4 separate regions of the Mus musculus genome follow, and all the other regions are linked to region 1. Evidence: chromatin loops called from intact Hi-C (ENCODE). Cell type or tissue: gastrocnemius. All regions are shown on one strand. Each heading gives the region's core, and the rest is flanking DNA. Links, peaks and the distances in the headings are about the cores only. Region 1 overlaps Galnt17 (polypeptide N-acetylgalactosaminyltransferase 17). Region 2 holds the start of Galnt17 (polypeptide N-acetylgalactosaminyltransferase 17). Region 3 has its middle 16 kb from the start of Gm29681. Region 4 has its middle 7.1 kb from the start of Gm40337.

Region 1 (5,388 bases), core at 84-5,083:
GTGCATCAGTTCCCCTAGGGATCTGTGGTTGTGAGATCTCTGATCCTGTATGGCTACTTCGTGGTAACTTCCTCAATGGAGCTGGCTTCAGAGAAGATGATCTGGCGTGATCCAAGGGAAGGTGTGTTTTGTGGGGGCTACCAACAGAAACCACTAGAATAGACAGAAAGGGAAGACAGGGTAATGGGGAGGCTGCTTTGCCCTGGAATTCTAATATGGCCATTTTATTCTCAGTGAGTGTGGTCAATGGCGGGTAAAAAAAAGAGGCAGGAGGCTGGGTTTGGATGCTGCCCAAGAGAATGGGGACTAGGGATGCAAGGACCCAGTCAAAGAGCAGGAAAAACCAGTGTGGTCCTTGGGCTTAGTTTTGCTGGATGATAGATGGTGGTCTCTCTGTTCTGGTTCACCACAAACACTCTAGGAGATTCCCCAGATGGGTCAGTGCGAGATTTTGGCACTTCAAGAACAAAGATGATCTCCATAGGGAGTAAAAGCTGCCCATGGGGGATCAGTGAGGACTCCCGGACTCGTGTGTGTGTGTGTGTGTGTGTGTGTGTGTGTGTGTGTGTGTGTGTGTGCGCGCATGCGCGCGCATAGGTGCACACCTGACTGCAAAGGGCAGGGATTTCAGGTTATTCCACCCATCATTTTGTGGCCTACCATGCCTGTGATAGCAGATTCTTGGGGGCTGGCTCTGTCTGTTTAACTTAGCTTCAGTGAGCTAGTGGGTGCTTAAGCGCTGGGGAAATAGTTGCAGCCCCACAAGGTTTGTGACTTCCTGTTCCCGTGGCTGTGACCAGACACCTGATAAGACACTTACAGGAGAAAGGGTTTGTTTGGACTCGAAATTTGAGGGCACCGTCCATCATGGTCATCATGGTGGAGAATCTGAGGCAGGAGGAGAGACTGGTTTTTTTCATCCTTATATTTTTGGCAGAACAGGAAGGAAAGGTCAGACTGGAAGTGAGAGCTTGGGCATGAACTATCAAAGCCAAGTCACTTCCAGTTCAAGTGCCGCCACCTGCACATTCCATAGTCTCCTCAAACAGCGCCACCTGCTGGCAATCAAGTGTCTAAACTCAGAAGTTTCTCGCCAGGCTGGCTTAACATGAAAGACCACCTTTCCCTTTGCTGCCTCCTTCTACAACTGGAAGAACCCCCTTCCCTTCATTCCTGAATCTTACTCACGCCTGAAGAAGTCACACACACACACACACACACACACACACACACACACACACACACCAGTGTTATGGATAGTTTCAAGAGCTTCCAGGAAATCTCCTATTTCCACTATGAAATGAACCATCTATCTTTTACACTCTATAGTTGTTGTTTTAATTAAGGGACTAAAAAGATGGCTCCACAGTTAAGAATGTTTACTGCTCTTCCAGAGGCCTGGATTCTGTTCTCAAGACCCATGTTGTACCTCGCGCAGCCTCCTATAACTCTACCCTAAGAGGACCTGACCTGTGGCTCTCTTCTGACTTCTAATGTACTCTTCTGACCCTGTGTGTGTGTGTGTGTGTCTGTGTGTGTGTGTGTGCACAGTAAGCTTTAGACTTGGAGAGATGGCTCTCTGGTTAAGAGCACTCATTGCTCTTTCAGAGGACCTGGCTTTACTTTCCAGCTCCCACCCACGTGGCAGCTCACAATCGTGTGCAATTCTAGTTTCAGGGACTCCAACTCCCTCTTCTGGCTTCTGTGGGCACCAAGCACACAAGTGGTACACAGACATACAAATAGGTGAGCCATTCATGCATAGGAAATAGTGTGGGTTTTTTTTTTTCATTTAAAAAAATATTTTTAAAAGCATTTTTTTGTGTGTGTGTGGGGGGGGGGCAGGAGTGAACATGTGTTCTGGGTGCACATGGAGACCCAATGCTGAGGTTGGGGCTCCTCCTACCTTATTTATAGAGGTGCAGCCTCTCAGTCAACTCTAGAGGTCACCAGCCTGGCTAGTCTCACTAGCCAGCTTGCTGGGGCTCCTTGGACTCACTTCCTCAAGTTGGATTTATGGGTAGGCAACCACGCCCACTCGGGATTTTATGTGGACTTGTAGGGAAGCTCAACTTTGTGAGCCAAGTGCTTAGTAAGCTCTGAGGCATCTCCTTGGCCTCTCGTCTTTGTTTTAGAAACAGCTTTACTTTTGTAAAGCTTTTCTTTCTTTTTAAATTTTATGCTCGCATATCCTACGCATTCACAATCTTGTCCTCAAATCATATCCTCTGTTCAAAAGGTAGTGATCCACTGGACATGGATGCTAGGAATTCAGGTCTTCTGAGAGAGTAGTAAACACTCTTTGCCACTGAGCCATCTCTCCAGCCCTTAATCTTTAAATTTAAACTTTTTTTTAAAAACTGTACCTACTGTTATGTGTCTGAGTTTGTGCATGTGAATGCAGTACCCATGAAGGCCAGAAGAGGGCAGACTCCCCTGGAGCTGGAATTACAGGTGGTTGTTTTCCATTCCACATCATTCGCTTTGCTCCAACTAGTAGCTTTAGGTCTTTCATGGGATGATTTTATGCAGCTAATAAGACCCAGCAGCCACAATGATTTACCCGAAGGACCCCAAAGGACTTCACAGAGACTTGTACATCCATCTCTGCTACAGCACTGCTCATAATAACCAAGTTAAAGAACATGCCTCCCTATCTGGCAGCAGGCAAATATGCATAGACAATGCCCACAACCACCTGGTAAATCCAGCACCAGGGGAGTCTGCCCTCTTCTGGCCTTCATGGGTACTGCATTCAAATGCATGAACCCAGATTCAAACAAGTAAGTGTATGCACAGTTAGTAACAACGTTTAAAAAGACTAGGGGCTGGAGAGATAGCTCAGTGGCAAAGAGGGTTTGCTATTCTTCCAGAGGATCTGAGATCAGTTCCAGGCATCCATGTCCCAGTGGCTCACTACCTTCTGAAACTTCAACCTCAAGTGACCCAATGCTCTTCTCTGGCCTCTGTGTCCCGCACCCCACCCCCACATATACTAACATACACACACATATAAACAGACTGTTTTTTTTTAATGGAAGTAGAATGAAGTTTTATTGTTTAGAGGGAAATGGGTAGAGAGAATCCTATTAGCTGAATTAAACCATCCTCAGAAAGAGCCATTCTGGTCTTGCAGTCTCCACACATGCTCTATAGAAACTGAGGGAACATTGTGAGCCCAGCGCAGCTTTCCTGTCTCCCTTGCCTGACCACCACAGTAACATCGGATTGCCACCGGTGAATCCAGCTCTGGGCCAGCTGCCCACTTTCTCTCTCAGCTCCATTTGTTCTTCCTAGACTTCCATCCAGGCTCAGAGCCCAGCACTTGCCCCACGCTGGCTTGCTTAGCTGATTATTTCTTGCTGGTACATTGGCTGGCACGTTGGATGCCGTCCATCACTCTGTAAGGAGAGGACAGAGACTCCCAGCTGATGCCACTGTGTTTGGTGACACCTCTGAAATCGTGACAGATGGTCTGCATTAGGAGTGGGTTGGAGAGAGGGCTCATCAGTTAGGGGCACTTGCTTCTCCAGAGGACATGAGTTTGGTTCCCAACACCTACAATGGGTGGCTCATAACTCCTTGTAACTCTAGCTCTAGGGGATCTGACACACCTTTCTGGCCTCTACTGGCATTCATACTCACATTCACATACCATTCCCAGTGCCACCCCAATTTATATTCACATTCCGCTCACCCTTGCCCTCCACCAATACACACGGGTAACACATAAATAAAAAAATGTATAAAATCCTTTTTTTTAAAAAAAAAAAAAAGCTTGGCTGTGGAAAGAAGACCCTCATGGATTGTTTCCCTCACCTAAAGTCTGGATTCTAGAAGTTTCCGAATATTAGTTCAAGAAGGTCCCTGCAAAGCTTCCAGTCTAAGTGTTTTCATTTCACAAACAAACCCCAAAGCACCCTGAGAATGACAGACTTGCCAAGGCCTCGTCTCTAATTAGCGGCAGCAGGGAGAATGCAATCAGGGCTCTTTGTGCAGAGCCATAGCCTTCTGGTCTGGTTTTCTTCTCTTGGAAGAAAGGCTATGCCAGAAACCCACCAAGTTGGCCAGTGCTCCATGGCATACAGTTGATTCTAGGCTCCATATAGCCCTCCACCCTCTCTGAACATCTGAGTATTGCTAGCTTTTCCCATTATGCCAGTGGACTACAGTTCCAACCACACAGGGGTGTGTGTGTTTGTGTGTGTGTGTGTGTGTGTGTGTGTGTGTGTGTGTGTGTGTTTAAAGATGTTTGCATATGTGTTTGCAGATGTTTATGGAAGCCAAAGGACATCTTTGGGTGTCATTCCTCAGATTCAGTCCACCATGCTATTTTTCTTGTAGATTTATTTTTATTTATATGTATGTGTGAGTGGGGTGTGTGTGTGTGTGTGTTCTGGTGACAGCACGAGCCAAAAGAGGGCATTGGATCCTTTGGACCTGGTGATTGTGACCCACCCTATATGGGTGCTTGGAACCAAAACTCTACTCTTCTATAAGAACGGTATGCACTCTTAACCACTGAGCCATCTCCCCAGCCCTTCCTTCTACTTTTTTTTTTTAAGGACTGAATATCTTATTGTTCTGCAATTCACTAGAAAGCCTGAACTAGCTGGCTTGTAATCCCCAGGGATCTTTCTGCCTCCACCTCTCCAGTTCTGGGATTATAAGCATGTGACACCATGACTTTTAAAAAAATGGGTTCTAAGGTTAAAGCTTGGGTCATGCTTGAGTAGCAGCAAGCATTTTACCAACTGAGCTTTCTCCTCAGCCCCAGCTCTTGATTTTTTTGATACAGACCCTTAGTATATAGGCTAAGCTGGCATTAAGCCCAAGAGTCTCCTGTCTACATCGCCTGGTTGCTAGGATTTCTGGAATGTGCCACCAAGCCTTGCTTCCTTCATCATTTCTTGATTCACTCAGGGATGTCTGCGTCACTGAGAATCAGTCATGGAGACCAGCAGTTTTCTAAGTTCATTCCCTAGATCATCTGCCTGAGCATCCAGAGTGGAGCTAAATGATGGAACTCCACAGGCCACCTTATGAAAACTCTGTGATTACAGCCCAGCAGTCTTTATTTTAGCCAGTTATCCTCGTGGTTCTGAAATCACCTATATCTGAGGATCACTGACAGAAGTTTTCCCCAGTAGTTGGACTCTCCCAAGGTCTATGCATGGTTCTGGTCTCTAACTGGCTGGGTACATGACCCTGGTATACCAGATGCCTCTTTCAAGTATTCAGTCCTTGCCTTAGTTAGGGTTTTACTGCTGTGAACAGATACCATGACTAAGGCAAGTCTTATAAAGAACAATATTCAAGTGGGGCTGGCTTACAGGTTCAGAGGTTCAGTCCATTATCATCAAGGTGGGAGCATGGCAGTCTCCACGC
Region 2 (5,388 bases), core at 225-5,224, 300 kb before region 1:
TTGCACAAAGTTAAACACTTCACAGTCTGAGCATGGTGCTGTGCACCTGTAATCCTAGCACTTGAGTAGCTAAGTCGGAGGATCATAATTTCTAGACCAGCCTGTGTTCTTCTACAGTGAGATTGATCTCAGAAATCAAGCCCAAACTCAAACCTAACCCACCCCAAATTTTCCTTGCATCTCCCATGCCTGAAGGCTCCTGTGTCGTATAAAACTTTGGTCAAATAAGTACACTATACTGTCCCCTGACTAGATTGTTCTGTATTTTGTTAGTGGTGGGGGTAGGGGACGATGACTCACAGATATGGGATTGAGCAAGGATATCACATCTTCCACCTTTTCAGCCCCCCTCTTCTGTGCTACTGATGCTGCCCGGTCTGGGTCTTCATGAACAGCTGTGGAGACCTAGCCTCATCCAGTCCCTGATGCTCTGAATGACACAGAACCAGGGATGCCCTCCTACCCAACTTCCTTCCGACCTCACAGATGTTTGAAAGTGCTTCTTCCATGCTTTTTGAGACAGCTTTTTATCAAGCCATATTTTTGTACTCAGTTCGCTGTAGATTATAAAAAATTCAATCCCTAAGGATCCTGAGTAGGCTCCAAAGAAATAAAAAAATAAAAGAGCAGGCCAATGAGATGGCTCAAGGAAGTAAAGGGGCTTGCTGCCAAGCCTGACTTCTTGAGTTCAATCCCTGAGACTCACATAGTGGCTGGAGAGAACTGACTCCTGCAAATTGTCTTCTGACCTCTACACATGGGCTGTGGCACAAATACACACGTCTCTACACATACACAACTAAGTTTTGTGTTTGTTTTTAAAGGAAGAAAGTAGGACTAGAGAAACATCTTACTTACTGTTCCATCATGAGAAGTTGTAGTGGGAATTTTGGTTTCTTTAAAAACACAGAAACATAAGAATGTTTTCATTTTAATCCCAGGTGTGGGATATGAGGCTGCCTCAGATTGTCCATAGCAGTTGACTGTGATTTGTCTCGTGTTCTAGCAGGGGCGTGGTTTTGACAGCTGCAGGTAGTTTTTGTGACTGTATGATGTTTGGAATTCTGGGGACTTTTCCTGTGTCACTCAGACCTCTGAGTAGCAGACTTGACACCCACACCACCAAGCCTGGCTCTCCATGTCCTTTTTTTTTTTTTTTTTTTTTAGTGAAAAACTGTAAAGGTGCTTGCTGTTAATTGTGTAAAACACCAAGGACAACAAAGGAAAACGAACTCCCTCCCCCCCCCCCAAGCCCCCAAACAACAATACCTTTATTGAAATGAGGGCCAGGCTTGGTGGCTAGGACTGCAATCCTAGTATTTGGGAGGTGAAGTTAAGAGATCAGGAATCATCAGTTAGGGGCTAACTAGCCTAGGCTAACTGAGATGGCATAAACAAAGGAACACTAAAATCTCCATCAAGGTCCAAACAAACAAAAGCAAACAAGAAAACACTTCGTTCCCTTTTAAAAGAAACCCAACCAATCTAACCTGGAACTTACTTTATAGACAAGGATGCTTGTGAGTCTCTGATCTTCCTGCCTCTACCTTCCAAGTGCTGGGATTATAGGCTTGCCACCAGCAAGCCTGGCTGTGAAGAGCTGGAGGTGGGGGGTGGGGTGGGAATATCCAGTTGAGGTCTAGGCAAGCACTCAACTTCAGCTCAACAGCTTAACTACATCCCATCTCCAAACCCCCAAACCCGAACATGCCCCCTGAACCGCCCCCCTTCCATGCTCCAACCAAAAGCTTAAATCTAAGTCAACCAAACAAAACTAACCAATGAACAACAGCAACAAACTTTAATCGGATGGGAAGAATGAAGTGGGAGTCCCTGAATTCACTCAGCTGATTCTTATCTGCTGGCAGTCTGGTTTCTTTCTCTGGCCTAAGCAATTAAAAAAAAAAAAAAATTAGAGGGCAGGTTTGGATTCCAGTCTTTGGAACTCCTGGGTCTCAGGAAAAGAAGTAGGTTGTGGAGACCCATCAGGGCCATAAATCCAAGTGCATGGCACCAAAATAAGAGTTTACAGAGTAGGGGCAAGCACAGAAGCACCAACTAAGATGGTCAGAACTCTCCCAGGGCTCAAGCAAGAAGGACACAGGGCCTTGCTCTGAAAGTAGCGGAATCCGAGTCTCCAGGCCAGATTTTCCCTCTAGCCATTCCGGGCCAAGCTAAGCAGAGCAGCTAAGCCAAGAGAAAGGGATGTCTTCCTCGTCTGCCGGGATGGAACAAACCCGGCTGCTTAGAGAGCGCTGAGAACCCCAAGGGTCCCTCACAGCCCTTAGCAGCCAACAGGACATGACTGCTCTTGGTCCGGCGCGCTCCCCGCTCTCTCCAGACACCCCCACCCTTTCCGGGTGCGCGCGCAAGAGTGGGCCAGCTTCCCCTAGCTGTGCGCTCCGCAGCCTGCGGGTGGCAGCGGCGTTGGCGACTGGCTCTCAGGGAAGAGGGTGACCAAGGGACCGCGAAGGAGGAGTCGGCGCCGCAGCCGCTCCCCTCGGGACCGCGCCCCGCCTTCCGTCGCCACCTGAGCATCCCCTCTTGGCTCCCAGCTGCTCCAATCTATCCCACCATTCCCTCTAGGGGACCGTGTGTACTCTTAGTGCCGCAGCCGCGGTGTCATTGCATCCGGTGATCGGGACACTCGGATCTTGGTTCCCTTGGGGGCTTGGGACGAGCTGCACGGGCCGTGGTGACAGGCTGCGGGGGCGCCAGCGCGCATCCCTCCCCCGCGACATTTAGAAAGGCGTGTAGACAACTGGTGTGACTTTGGAGGTCCGACTCCTCCTTCCGGCCAGCCTCGCAACGCGCCACCTCCCGAGACAAGCCAGTGTGTCCGGCAGGCCCCGGAGGCTCGTGTAGGGACTTGGAACGTGTCCGGGAACCCGTGGCGCTGTGCGCACTGGTGAGTTTTGCGGGCGGGGTGGGGGCGGAGAGGACGTCGCGCTGGGTCCCTGCTCCCGCCCCTTTCCTGCTGTCCCCCCCTCCACTTTGAGAGAGTCATTGAGATTTGAGCGTGACTGCGGAGCCTGGAGGATGCAGGCACGGGGCGCGGGGTTTTCCTCTTCTCAGAGTGATGGAGAGAGCCGGTGAGCTGAACAAAGACACCCGCCCTGAGGAGCGGGTCCTTTGCTGAAGAACTCTATTTTCGCCCTGCGACGGCCGCCTGCGGGCGAGAGTGTCGGCCGCGCAACTCCAGGAGTGGCGCGCTCTTCCGCCGGCGGGCGCAGAGCTGGAGCCCGGCACCTGCGCGCCACTCCCGCCACATCCCCAGAGCATTCCGACTACCAAAGGATTGTTCCTGAAGGTCTACGTCTGCGGAGGAGGTCCAAAGTCTAAAGGCAACCTGTTTGCTGTTCTACAGGGAGAGACCCTGGGACCTTTATCTTTTGCTGTCTTGTAGAAGGGACTGCGTGCTGTGGACGGAGCAGGCATTTCAGAGACACTTTTGCAAGCCAGGGGCTTCCATGTGAGAGATCAGCCGCGTCCTTCCAGTGGTTACTGGCGCCAGAGAATCGGCGTTTTGTGGTCAACAGCAGCTGGGACCCCCAGCCCTTTGCCCCCTCCCTCGGCCATTGTTCGGTGTGTGGGGTCTACTCCGTCTCAGGCTGCCCTGCGCCTCGCAGGTGAGGCTGGTAGAGGCGTGGGTCCAGGGAAAGGACCGGCCGTGTTGTTTGATGGCTTCACTGAGGAGAGTCAAAGTGTTGTTGGTGTTGAACTTGATCGCGGTGGCCGGCTTCGTGATCTTTTTGGCTAAGTGTCGGCCTATCGCGGTGCGCAGCGGAGACGCCTTCCACGAGATCCGGCCTCGCGCAGAGGTGGCCAACCTCAGCGCGCACAGCGCCAGCCCCATCCAGGATGCGGTCCTGAAGCGCTTGTCGCTGCTGGAGGACATCGTCTACAGGCAGCTTAATGGTAAGGACGTGCCCTGCCGCCTGTGGGTCGTGGTGCAAGCAGGGCACAGGGTGATCTCCCTGGCTCTCTGTATCCTAAGCTGACATCTGAACCAGCCCGATCTCTCTCTTCCATCCCTGCCCTGTGCCTGGGACTATTGTAGAAACCACCACCGGATTCTTTTTCATGATATACTGCAGCTGGAAGTTTGGTCTTCCTCTAGAAACCTGCCACTACAGTCGACTCTTGGTCTCTGCTCGTGACTCCAGCTTAGAACATACTGCAGACTGGGAACCTCTAGAAAGGAAATAGCTGTCAGTTCATGGTGTTTGATGGAGGAGCTGGTAGGGAAGTGGGTGTCATGGCTTGCAAAGTGAGGGCTCGAGTAAATACATTATTCCTTTAGGTTGATTGCATCACTAAGAATGCAGACTCTTTCCTCCCCACTGCCTGGGTGCAAGGTGGTCTATTAACAACCAGTCTACTCCCGAACCTCGTGGCAATCGAGGGTCAAGTTCTTAGTGGGTCTGGGAAGCAGGGGTTTGTTCACAAAGTTAAGCCAAACAAGGAGGCTTGGCATTCAGGTTTGTAGCTTTTTCCAGAACTTGTCTCACCTAAACTATTCTAAATGAGTTGCCATAGAAGAGCGTGTGTGTGTGTGTGTGTGTGTGTGTGTGTGTGTGTGTGTGTGTGTGTGTGTGTTGATATATTGCTTCCACCTGGCTCAAGAGACTGATGGTTCCTGGATGCTTGCTGTCTTCACAGTGTCACGTAGTCTAATATAAAGAAGACATAGTGATTACTGAAGTCTGGCTTTCTGTTCCCAACCTCCTGCATGTTACCAGGGCCTGGAGCTGCCAGCTGTTGTCACGACTGCTAATAAGTCAGTCGTTGCTGTGTGCTAGAGGAGCATTACAAGAGCCACGCGTGCATGGTGGGACATAACCATTAGTCCTTGGAGGTTCTGGCCCCTCCCCCACAGGAGAACAGAACAAACCAAACTCAGGGAAGTTAACCCAGTACCTAAGTCCTGATTGGTGTTAGTAAGTAGTAGTTTGGACTCTGGTTGACCACAGAGCCCATGTTCTTGGTTATAAGGCATAAATTTCTTTTCATGTGTCTGGATGCAGGGGTGTGTGTGTGTGTGTGTGTGTGTATGCACTTGGAGGCTGGGGTCAACCTTGAATGTCACTCCTCAGGTACATTTACCTTGGATTTTTTTGAGACAGGGTCTCTCTCTGATCTGGCACTCACTCACAGAATGAGTGAGGCGGGCTGACCAGCAACCCCAGGAATCCAGCTCTGGGACTACACATACATGCTACTGTACCCAGTTTTTATTTATTTATTTATTTATTTTATGAGTTTTAGGGACCAAACTCAGAGGTCCTCTGGCTTGCCTGGCAAGTATTTTACCAACCAAACCAATTTCCTAGCCCCAAGACACAAATTTCTATCTACCTAATTTTAATTTAAAAGTAAGTGCGTGTG
Region 3 (5,388 bases), core at 268-5,267, 420 kb before region 1:
ATTGAACACCCCCCCCCCAAGACTAATTGATTAGAGCTACAGCATAGACTTGGGAGCTGAGGCTAGATGTTGAACATTTCCAGGGCCAGCTTATAAAAGAAAAAAAAAAACACACAATGAACTCATGCGCAGGTGCGGGAAACATGGCAGGGTGGTTGGCTCTGACTCAAGCTATTTTGGCTAGATAGACAGAACAGTTTTAACCATTATTCTAATTGGTCCTAAGTGGAGCTTATGGTTGTAGACTCTCTTAACAAGCCCCAGAACATACAGAACATAACAGGATATGTGGTCAGCATGACCCTGCTCTGAAACAAGCTATTTTTCTGTGTCAATAATATGAACAATATGAAATAGCTGGCAGGCATGGAACAAAATGGCTACAGCTATGCTGGAGGCAGGCAGGCCTCAACAGCAAGCACTACACAGAGACAGCATGCCTCGAAAAAACAAAACAAACAAATAACAAAACAAATAAACAGAAAGGAGAGAAAGAAAGAGAGAGAGAAAGAAGAAGGAAGGAAGGAAAGAAGGAAGGGAGGGAGGGAGGGAGGGAGGGAGGGAGGGAGGGAGGGAGGGAGGGAGGGAAGGAGGGAGGAAAGACGGACGGACTAGAATCATGAGCATTAAGACAGACAAGTCTCATTCTACATGAGAAGTACTGTGAGATTCCTGACAGTTTTCAGGCTTGCAGCTGAGAAAAGAGAAACTCTCCAAGGCTATGCATATTCAGGCCTGTCCTGCATGGTTAAAAGAATGATCTATGCTAGCATGCTTTTGGTTTAAAAATGAATGAATTTTTAAAGTATATAGCAAGCAAAAGGAAAAGACTAAATATGAATAGACAGAAGAAGCAGATAAAAAAAACCATCAAATCGGGCGCTGACAGCCTTCATCAGAGATGACTGGAGTAGTTCAGTTGAGAGAGGAAACAACAGGTGATATCAAAGCTGGGGTTTGCAGAAACATCTGGAAGAAATTAACTAGGGAGGATGTGTTGAGGCAGTCAGCTGGATTCCTGATCCAGGTCCTCAAAGCAATGCTGCACGGCCCCTCAAGTGAGCCTTTCAAGATCAGTAAGTAGCTAGAGAGCTGTAGCGAGCAGAGCCAGCACGTATACCAATACCCTCACGGTGCACAGTGAACCTTATTTATCCATCTGTATGGTTTGTATATGTTCGGCCCAGAAGGTGTGCCCCTGTTGGAGTAGGTGTGCCATTGCGGGTGTGGGCTTTAAGACCCTTATCCTAGCTGCCTGGAAGCCAGTATTCTGCTAACAGCCTTCAGATGAAGATGTAGAACTCCCAGCTCCTACTGCACCATGCCTACCTGGACGCTGCCATGTTCCCACCTTGATGATAATGGACTGGACCTTTGAACCTGTAAGCCAACCCCAATTAAATTTTCTCTTTATAAGAGTTGCCTTGGTCATGGTGTGTGTTCACAACAGGAAAACCCTAACTAAGGCACTATCTATCTACCTACCTACCTATCTACCTATCTACCTATCTATCTATCTATCTATCTATCTATCTATCTATCTATCTATCTCAATATCTATCTATCCCAATATCTTCCTATCTATCTTCCTATCTATCTATCTATCTATCTATCTATCTATCTATCTATCTATCTATCTATAATATCTACCAACTATCATCTATCTATCTATCTATCTATCTATCTATCTATCTATCTATCCTTCTTAAGTAATTCACGCAGCCTCCACTCCACAATCCATCTGTCTCACCTTTCTGATGGGGATCCCCCAAAATCCCAGAGGGTAACTTTTAAAAAATCCCACTCTCTCCTCTCCTCTCTCTAAACTATGCAAGTGATCAACATCTCCAAACTTTCTCTGTAGATTCTCAGTACATTTTCTTTCTTCCTATCTCCCTTTCTTTCTCTTTGACAGAGTCTCACTCGTGGGTTGTGACATCTTTGGCGCTGAAACACTCCTTCCTGGAGGGAAGAGGGACGAAAGAAGCCCATGAGACTCCCAAAGTCTTTAGCCCTGGCTGTCCTGGAACTCACTTTGTAGACCAGGCTGGCCTCAAACTCAGAAATCCGCCTGCCTGGGATTAAAGGCACGTGCCACCACGACCGGCTTTCCTCTGTGATTTAAATCTAGAATTAGACATTGTATACTGTGATCCACTCCCCTAAGAGTTAATCCAGTGTGACTGCCATTCACCTGGCTAGGAGACCACTCCTTAAGAAAGCCGAGTGACCCGGAAGCACGCTGGGGAGATGGGAGGAATAATTATCCCCTTAAAGACACGACACACTTATTCATCCTCTCTAGAAGCTCCTCCCTCCGTAAGCACCCGCACTGTCAAGTTCTAACTCAAAAGGGGTAACTTTTCTTCCTCCCCTCCCCCACAAAATACCAGCTCAAATCTTAAGCATGCTGATACTTGGTCTTTCTTGTTTCTCTGGCGACTCCCTTACCATGTACAGCTGACTGCAGACTTCCGTTGCTGTGGCTCTCTGTCCTCTTCGACACCTTTATCCTTTCAGCTCCAGCTGGAATCATGTTTTGTTTTGTTTTGTTTTGCTTTCTCAAACGCTAACAAAATCATCAAACTTCCTCCTGAGACAATTTTTAATTTCTCTCATCAAGAGACCAAGAGCTTGCAAAATCGAGCCATAGCAAAGTCCCCAAATAGCAAAGGGGCTTAGGTTACACCATGGTCTGCCTCCAAAGAAGCAAACGGCCTTCTGCTATTGCGTGCTGTGGACACCAGAGGGAGCCATGAGAACATAGTTTAGCTGAACCTGGCAGGTGGTGCCCATGTGCAGGTGATTGGACAAACTTGGAAATCCTGGACAGGAAGGATACCGCTCTGAAGGTGAAGGCACCTCCGACCCACCTCTCCAAAGGTCAGGCCTATCCATTAACCGAATTCCTGCTGTGTTCCCACTTTGTTCTTCTGTCCCTCCTCTCCCTCTATTCGCAGTGGCCCCCCTCCCTTCTACCGATTTATTTTGAAGACTCTAGGTTGTTTGCTTTCTCTAAACTGGAGGGGTTGACATAATAGTTTCCTTAAAGGACCCCTTAAAAGGCCCGGAAGGAAGTATGCCTTCACGTACTGCCAGGCTATCTCCTCTGTCATCCACGGAAAGGTCAAAGTGCTTCACCGTTTGCACTGAGAGGCAGGGAGTGAGGCCGCAGCTGCTAGCTAGGGTGGGATACAGCTAGCATCAACCAGGGAGCCATACATGGATCTCACTGAAATATCTGGAGCTCAGAGGGCTCACTTGCAACCTTGCAGACAACTGCTCATCGTAGTATCCCTGTAGATCACTGAGAATCTTCCGTACCCTCCAGGACTGGGCCAAGAAAAACCTTGTGTGGTCCCTAGAGGGCGCTGAGAGCCGTGGCTAAACTGCCTGGTTACATTCTATTTAACACCCCCACCCTCATTCTCCACCCCTGCCCCCACTTCTCACCCCCACCCTTCACCCCACACAGCACCTCTACCCCTCTGCTCCCAGAAACATTTAGCCTCCAGTTTCCAAATTCTGTGCTTTTCCCTTCCCAGAGACTGTCTCAGTCACGAAGAGGATCGCAGCCTCCTCTCCATTCCCCTGAACAGTGGGGGAGGTGCAGGGGTTATTCTGTCTAATCAATTTTAAGAAGCATACACAAGGGATTTGAGAGAGGCATCATGACACGTCTGTGTATGCGCGGAACTACTATAGTGAGTTTTACTAAATTGTACAGCTAATGGAAGTTAACTACAATGTTAAGAGTCAGAGTATTTAGCTATTATTTCCGTGCAGTGCTGGTGATGGAACCCAGAGCCTTGTAGAAGCTCAGGAAGTACTGATCATTTGAAGGACAGCCCCCTAAGCAGGAGCTGAATCCCCTGGGGGATTCTAGGCAGGGGCTCTACCACTGAGCCACGCCCCCAGCCCCTCCCTGGGGGATTCTAGGCAGGAGCTCTACCACTGAGCCACGTCCCTAGCCCTTCACTGGGGATTTCTAGGCAGGGGCTCTACCACTGAGCCACGCATGCAGCCCCTCATTGGGGAATTCTAAATATGTGCTTTATAGCAATATCTTGCTTCCTATTCTCACAAAAGTCTTGCCCAGGGTGAGATAACTTAGTTGAGACAAAGACAGTGCCAGGTCAGGACATAAAACACACAAGCTTTTAGAAGCAACCAGAGCAGAAGGACCAGATATAGAGGCCATGGAGGGAGGCAGACAAAGATGGGTATAATTAGCCAGGGTTCTCTACAAGCACAGAACTGACAGAATAAATATATACACGGGGGATTTATTAGAATAGCTTACAGGTTGTGGTGTAACTGTCTACCAACAGAAAGTCCAAGAATCCAGTAGTTGTTTAGTGCACATGGCTGGATGTCTCAGCTCGTCTTCAGTATATGCCAGAATCCTGAAGAAGTAGGTTCTAATGTCAGTGAAGGAATGGTCTTACCAGTGAGAGCAAGCAGGCAGGGTCAGAGAGCCTTCTTCATCCATGTCCTTTACATACGCTGCCACCAGAAGGTATGACCCCAACTAAAGGTGGATCTTCCTCTCTCAAAACTCCCAGGATAAAAGTGGGTCTTCCTACATCAAATTATGTAATTAAGAAAACTCCCTCACAGGTGTAGTTAATTCCAGATGGAGTCAGGTTGACAACCAAGAATAGCTATCACAGTGTGGGCAGGGCTGTCCTGGAAGACAAGGGAGGAGACAGTTCAAGATGGAGGGAAAGAAGAGAAGAAAGAAAAGGGGGAGGGAGAGAAATTTAGTGATAGAGCAAGGAGTCTGTCCTTTTCAGCTATGAAGCTGAAAAGCTGTTCAGTTTCAATAAGGTTTCAGGAGCGCGCGGAGCAAAGCAGGTCTTTGGACACCAGGGGGCGCGCTAAACCAGCCCATTTGAAAAATCTCCACAGGAAATACGTGGAGAATGTGTTACTTAGTTGCTCTAAGTCCTGGGTGTTTTTGTCCTCCCCCCACCCCCCTCCTTTCCTCCTCCTCCTTTTTTCTTTTGCTAGGGGCTGCTTTGTTTTTTTGTTTTTGTTTGTTTGTTTGTTTGTTTTTTTAGATGAGATCCCCCTGTGTACCCAGGCTGTACTCACTATGTAACTCTCTCTGGCCTCAAACTCCCCGTTCTCTTACCTCTGTGGGCATGGCAGGGTGTTACACACCTGGCCCTGTGCACATCTCCTGTGTTCACAGAGGCTTCTGCACACTGAGCGCAGCTGCGGGGATGGCTCCGCTGCATCATACACAGAGGAAAGCTAATGTTTTAAGACAGTGTGCTATATCACTGTCTTAGTTAGTGTGAGTTGGTTAGTAACTGTGAGTTCGTTGTTAATCTGGGAAAGAAAAAACAAAAATCTAGGTGAATCTAAGAAGAAAGCCTTGCA
Region 4 (5,388 bases), core at 196-5,195, 150 kb after region 1:
ATTGTCCTCTGATTCCACATGTACTCTGTGTCACAAGTGTCACTCCTTCCCCCAAACACATCAATAAAGGTTTTTTGTTTTGTTTTGTTTTTAAAAGAGATTTAGAAAGTACAAATGAGGTAGGACATGCTAGCTGTCTCTCTGAGACCAGCTTAGTCCACTTAGTGTGATTATTCTCCATTGTACAGGTGGGCTCTAGAATGAATGAATGAATGAGTGAGTGAGTAAATAACTCAGTAATCTTCGGAACTGAACATTATTTGTAAGACAGCTTCTGCTCCTTGGTCTATGACAGCTATCAAATAAAAATAAATAAATTTACAAGTGAATACAAACATATCCACAATGCTAATAGAATTCAAATCAGTAGTGTTAGTTTCACCTGCCTGCATCGTGGCTCTCTGGAAGCAGTGGCTGCTTGTGCCACGAATGTGGTAGCAACCGTTAGCACCAGAGTTTCCTCTATGCTTCATGAAAAGGGCTCTCCCCCGACTTTCCCACAATGTTTTGAATATATATTTATCGAGTACCTGCTATCTGTCTACCACATGGTGAAGGATGATGCATAGATGTATTGCTTAAGGGTTTGGGATAAATTTTCATATTGTACTGTTAAGCAATCGTGTCATGATATGAATGTCCCGGAGTCTATGTCCAAACACACATAGATCAACACTGCTACAGCATCACCCGGAGAAATTAACCTGTCACGTCTTTGGGCAAATATGGTCATGAGGTATTGGGAAGAGAAAGTGAAGCAAACAGACTCTGATCTCTGGGAATTTCTATCTGACAGTGTTCCTTTTAAGTAAACATATTTACAGTGCAGCCTCCACTCTCAGGCTGGAGGGATGGCTCGGTGAGCATACTTGTCTTTTGTCGACTGGACACAGGCTAGACTCTTGTGGTAAGAGAGAGCCTCAATAAAGAGAATACCTCCATTGTGTTATCTGGTGGGCAAGTCCAGAGTGGGAACTTTCTTGTGGGAGGTCCTAGCACACTTTGGGCTTGCCAGCCCTGGGCAAATAGTCTTGTGTTGTACAAGAAAGCAGGCTGACTGGGCTGGAGCTCTGGATGCTCTGCCAAGGACTCGGGTTCAATCCCCGTCGTCCACATGATAACCCACAACCACCTGTAACTCTAGTTCAAGGGAACTCGTGCTCTCCTCTGGCCTCTGTAGGCACCAGACACTAAAGTGCACAGGCAAACATGTAGTATAACATTCACACACATAAAGTAAGTAAAAGCTCAAAACTTTAAAAGAAATGCTTAAAGAAAGAAAGGCAAGCAGGTTGAGCAAGCCATGGGGAGCAAGCTGGTAAGCATGCTCTGTGTCTGATCCTGCCGTGAATTCCTGCCTCAGTTTCCCCAGATTACGTACTGTGAGCTCTAAGTCAATTAAACCTTCTTCCCAACTTCTTGCCAAGTTGCTTTTGGTCAGTGTTTTATCACAGCAATAGAGAGGCAAGCTAGGACAGTTGTAAGGTTCTCGAGGGCCTGAATTCAATCCCTAAAACAGATAAGAAGAAGCAGGGCATGGTGGTGTGTGAGTTTGTGACCCCAGAGCTGGGGAGGGAGGACAGGAGGGTCCTTAGAGATCACCAGCCAGGCAGCCCAGCCACACTGCCACGAGTTCCAAGTTGACTGAATGACATGTTCATGACACTGCCACCATGTGAAGTCGTAGAGTGGACTTTTATAGTTATCAGACAAAAGACAGCCATAAATCAGTGCAGTTGCTGAATATGTTGGTGAGGACAGGGGTGAGGTGGACAAGAGCAGAGCCATAGGTCTGAGCTGTTATCTGATGACATCTTTAGCTTTGAGGACAGTGGGAGCTGAGGGTCTGTTAAAGGGATGCATTCCAGAGCTTTCATTCAATTACCAGAGATTAGACTGGAATACTGGGGGGTCTTTGAGAATGACAGAGCCAGGTGAGATTGGCTTTGAGAGTTAGGGTCCCCAAAATCTCAATGGCCACCAAAGCCACCCTTAGCCAATGGCTTCCAGGTTCTCGTCTCACAAATCTAAAGCATGAAATTGATGATCCATGGAGGGTGAGCTGTGACCTTATAAGGAAGTCTGTTAAAGATACATAGGTAGGGGCTCAAGATTGTGTGTGTGTGTAAGAGAGAGACAGTGAGGGAAGAGGAGAGGGGTAGGGAAGGGGGAAGAAAGAGACAGAGAGAAAGAGAGAGAATGAATACTAAAATATTCACAGGCAGGCAGATATAACTAATTTTAAGGGGGAAAATGTAAAGACAGACAGACAGACAGACAGACAGACAAGACAAGAAAGCCTTGGCTGCAGAGTGAGTTCAAGACCAGCCTGGGCAACTCCGTGAGACTCTATTTCAAAAGAAAAAGAAAGAACAGGGTACGAGATGGAACTCGATGGTAGAGTGCTTGGTTGTGGGAGGTTTTCAAGTCCATGCCTAACCCTGAAGGGAGGGAAGGAGGGGAGGGACAGACGGAAGGAGAAAGGGCAAGGGAGGAGAGGAAGAGGAAGGAGGCCAGAGAACCATGGTCCAGGAGAAATGTTTGCTGAAAGCTGGGCATGAGGCTGTAAGAGTGGGTCTCTGGAGCCCCCTGCTGGCTCCTGAATTTGATTTCCGTGGCTTCCTTTCCTTTTTTTAACTGCTGAGCCATCCCTCCAGTCCCTGGCTTCAAACTGGACTAGACACAGCTCTTTTCAATTTACTTATTATCTTAGTTGGGGTTTTATTGCTGTGAAGAGACGCCATGACCAAAGCAACTCTTAAAAGGGACATTTAGATGGGGCTGACTTACAGTTTCACAAGTTCAGTCCATTATCATCATGGCACAAGTATGGCAGCATGCAGGCAGAAACTGTGCTGGAGGAGCAGAAAGTTCTACATCTTGATCGAAGGAAGCCAGAAGACTCTCTTCCACATCGGGAGGAGTTTGAGCCTAGGAGGCCTCAACATCCGCCTACACAGTGACGCACTTCCTCCAACAAGACCACACCTCCTAATAGTGCCCCTTCCCGTAGGCCACGCATATTCAAACCACATTTATTCATTCATTTTTTTAGTCTTTGTAAACTGAAGTTCACTGAGGAAGCTGCCTCTGTGTTGAAGATCCTGCAGGCCGACTGACTCATGAGAACTTTGTGACTGTGGAGATTTGAAACATTGCAAGTTAAGAATGAAAACTGTCTTGAGTTGTTGTCAAAGAAAGCCTGATGGTTGTGATGTTTGCTGGAGGGCGTCCTCCTGGATGGAATGAGTTTGGGGAGGGGATGATCTGTGGAGAACAGAACCATGTGGTACCTTGGTCTTGGACTCTGGCTGGGCTGATGTTGGACTTCTGAGCGTTTATGGGAACCTTCCAAGCATAAGTGTGTGTGTGCCTATGTGTGGAGGCGAGAGGTTGATATCGTGTCTCCCTCTATTGCTGTCTATCTTATGGTTTCAACGTGCATGTGTGTTATATATGCACGTGTTGTTTATGCTATATATGTGTATATGTGCATGTGTATGCATGTGTTGTATGTGCATGCATGTGTTGCATGTGCATGCATGTGTGCAGGTGCATGCATAAAGATCCAGTAGGAGATGTTGGCTGTCCTTCTCTGTCACACTCTGACTTCTTTTGTTCTTAAGACAGGATCTCTCACTGTGTGTGATCTTGACTCTCACTAGAGTGAAGCCAGCAGTCAGCAAGCCCCAATGATCTCCTTGTCTCTGCCCCCACAGCACTGGGGCTATGAGTGGCCACATCAGGCTTTCTCTGTAGGTGCTGGGATCTGAACCCGGGGCCTCATGCTTGTACAGCAAGATTTCTAACCCAATGAGCCATATCTGCAGCACCTCCAACTTATTTGAGTTAGTGTCTCTTATTGAATCTGGAGCTAACTGACTAGGCTAAGCTGACCGGCCAGTGTGCCCCAGGGATCCTCTGTCCACTGTACCTTGGTCTTCCAGGGATGAAGTTCCAAATTCAGGCTACTGTATGTGGGTGCTGGGGACAACTCCGGTCCTCATGTTTGCACAGTAGACACTTTAGCAACCCAACCATCTCTCCAGGTATTGTCAAACACTTTTAACCTCCTCCATACCTAGACCCTATGGTAGTCTGTTGAAGTCTATAAAGCATCTCCTTAGAAAAGCATCCCAGACATGTATAATATAAGTACACAAAATACATGTTTCATTTTTAAAAGTCTATAGACACTTTCTCAGGAAAAAAAAAGACATTTTAAATATGCATAAGTTTATGTGTAAACACCTAAGGCCTGGAGAGATGGTTCAGTGGTTAGGAGCAGGTACCCTACTCTTGCAGAAAACCCAAGTTCCATTCCCCACCCCACATCTGGCTGTTCACAATGTCCCGAATCTCCAGCTCCAGAGGGACCCTGTGCCTCTGGCCTCCATGACCACCCAAACTCATACCCCACAGACAGACAGAAACACAATTAAAAATAAAAATAAATCTAGCCAACCGTAGTGGTGCATTCCGCATCAGAGACAGGTGGATGTCTGTGAGTTTGAGGCCAACCTGGTCTACACTGTGAGTTCCAGGGCAGCCAGGACTACATAGAAAGACTTGTCTCAAAATGATGATGATGACGATGATGATAAAATAAATCTAAAAAACCCATACAATATACTTGGAACATCTTTTATCATATAAAGGAAGTCATATGAACTCACACAGGGGGCTGGTTCCACGACTAAGAATACTTGCTACCCTTCCAGAGGACCCAAGTCCAGCACCTACATCTAGCAGCTCACAATTACCTGTAACTCCAGCACTCTCCTGGTGTCCATGGGTACCTGCATCATATGAAACAAACAAACAACAACTCCCCCACAAAGACACAAAAATAAAATCAATCTTTTAATTTTTGAAAACAAACTCTTTTTTTCCCCCTTACTGTATGTGTGTAGCTGTGTGCAGGCCAGAATATTATATGAGATCAGAGGGCAATCTGCAGAAGTCGATTCTCTCTCCTTCTACCTTTTTATGCTTTCCAGGGATTACATTCAGGCTTAACCTGCTAAGCCATGCCCCCTGAGCCAGCAAACACAGTGGAAAAAAATGTTAAGGCAAACCAGCTGTGAGCATTTGAATCTGAAATGTCCACCACCACAGCTCGTGTGTTGGATCTATGTTCTCCAGCAGGTGGCGCTCTTCTGGCAAGCTGCCAAGCCTCTAGTGCGGGGGGGGGGGGGGGGGGGGTTCTCAACCTTCCGAATGCTTTGCTGGTGACCCCCAACCATAACACTAGTTCTTTACTATTTCATAACTGTAATTTTGTTATTGTTGTGAATCTTAATATAAATATACGGGACCCCCAAAGGGTGGACATCTATAGGCTGAGAACCACTGCTTAAGGAGGTGGGGCCGGTAGGCAGAAGTAGG

The links. Peaks named below come from ENCODE experiments on the same cell type or tissue, not always from the same donor. Only the 100,000 strongest peaks of a DNase experiment are listed, where the experiment ranks them.
Region 2: a loop joins it to region 1, with 4 times the contacts of the local background. A loop is called at or near these places in 4 of 42 quality-filtered maps.
Region 3: it touches region 1 in a loop (6-fold over the local background); 25 of 42 quality-filtered maps call a loop at or near these places.
Region 4: it touches region 1 in a loop (4-fold over the local background); 13 of 42 quality-filtered maps call a loop at or near these places.

The regions. Positions count from the first base shown.
Region 1 is chr5:131,005,365-131,010,752 of GRCm38, reverse strand. The region is part of intron 5 of Galnt17 (polypeptide N-acetylgalactosaminyltransferase 17); the gene reads left to right. Among named protein-coding and RNA genes, the nearest start is that of Gm40338, 77 kb to the left of the region's middle. In gastrocnemius, for the core only: CTCF peaks have their summits at 1,047 (motif pointing left), 2,444 (motif pointing right) and 2,724 (motif pointing left); DNase peaks (open chromatin) are centred at 2,448, 2,736, 3,323, 4,029 and 2 more places; H3K27ac peaks cover 482 bases.
Region 2 is chr5:131,304,893-131,310,280 of GRCm38, reverse strand. Galnt17 (polypeptide N-acetylgalactosaminyltransferase 17) reads left to right here and starts at 2,759. Exons shown (of 11, transcript NM_145218.3): 1 at 2,759-3,918. The coding sequence starts at 3,681. In gastrocnemius, for the core only: a CTCF peak has its summit at 2,410 (motif pointing right); DNase peaks (open chromatin) are centred at 2,364, 2,793, 3,556 and 3,788; H3K4me3 peaks cover 2,790 bases; H3K27ac peaks cover 2,401 bases.
Region 3 is chr5:131,427,705-131,433,092 of GRCm38, reverse strand. No RefSeq gene overlaps it. Among named protein-coding and RNA genes, the nearest start is that of Gm29681, 16 kb to the right of the region's middle. In gastrocnemius, for the core only: CTCF peaks have their summits at 2,741 (motif pointing right), 3,359 (motif pointing right) and 4,865 (motif pointing right); DNase peaks (open chromatin) are centred at 2,756, 3,305, 4,879 and 5,163.
Region 4 is chr5:130,859,674-130,865,061 of GRCm38, reverse strand. No RefSeq gene overlaps it. Among named protein-coding and RNA genes, the nearest start is that of Gm40337, 7.1 kb to the right of the region's middle. In gastrocnemius, for the core only: CTCF peaks have their summits at 2,591 (motif pointing left) and 5,138 (motif pointing right); DNase peaks (open chromatin) are centred at 2,575 and 5,146.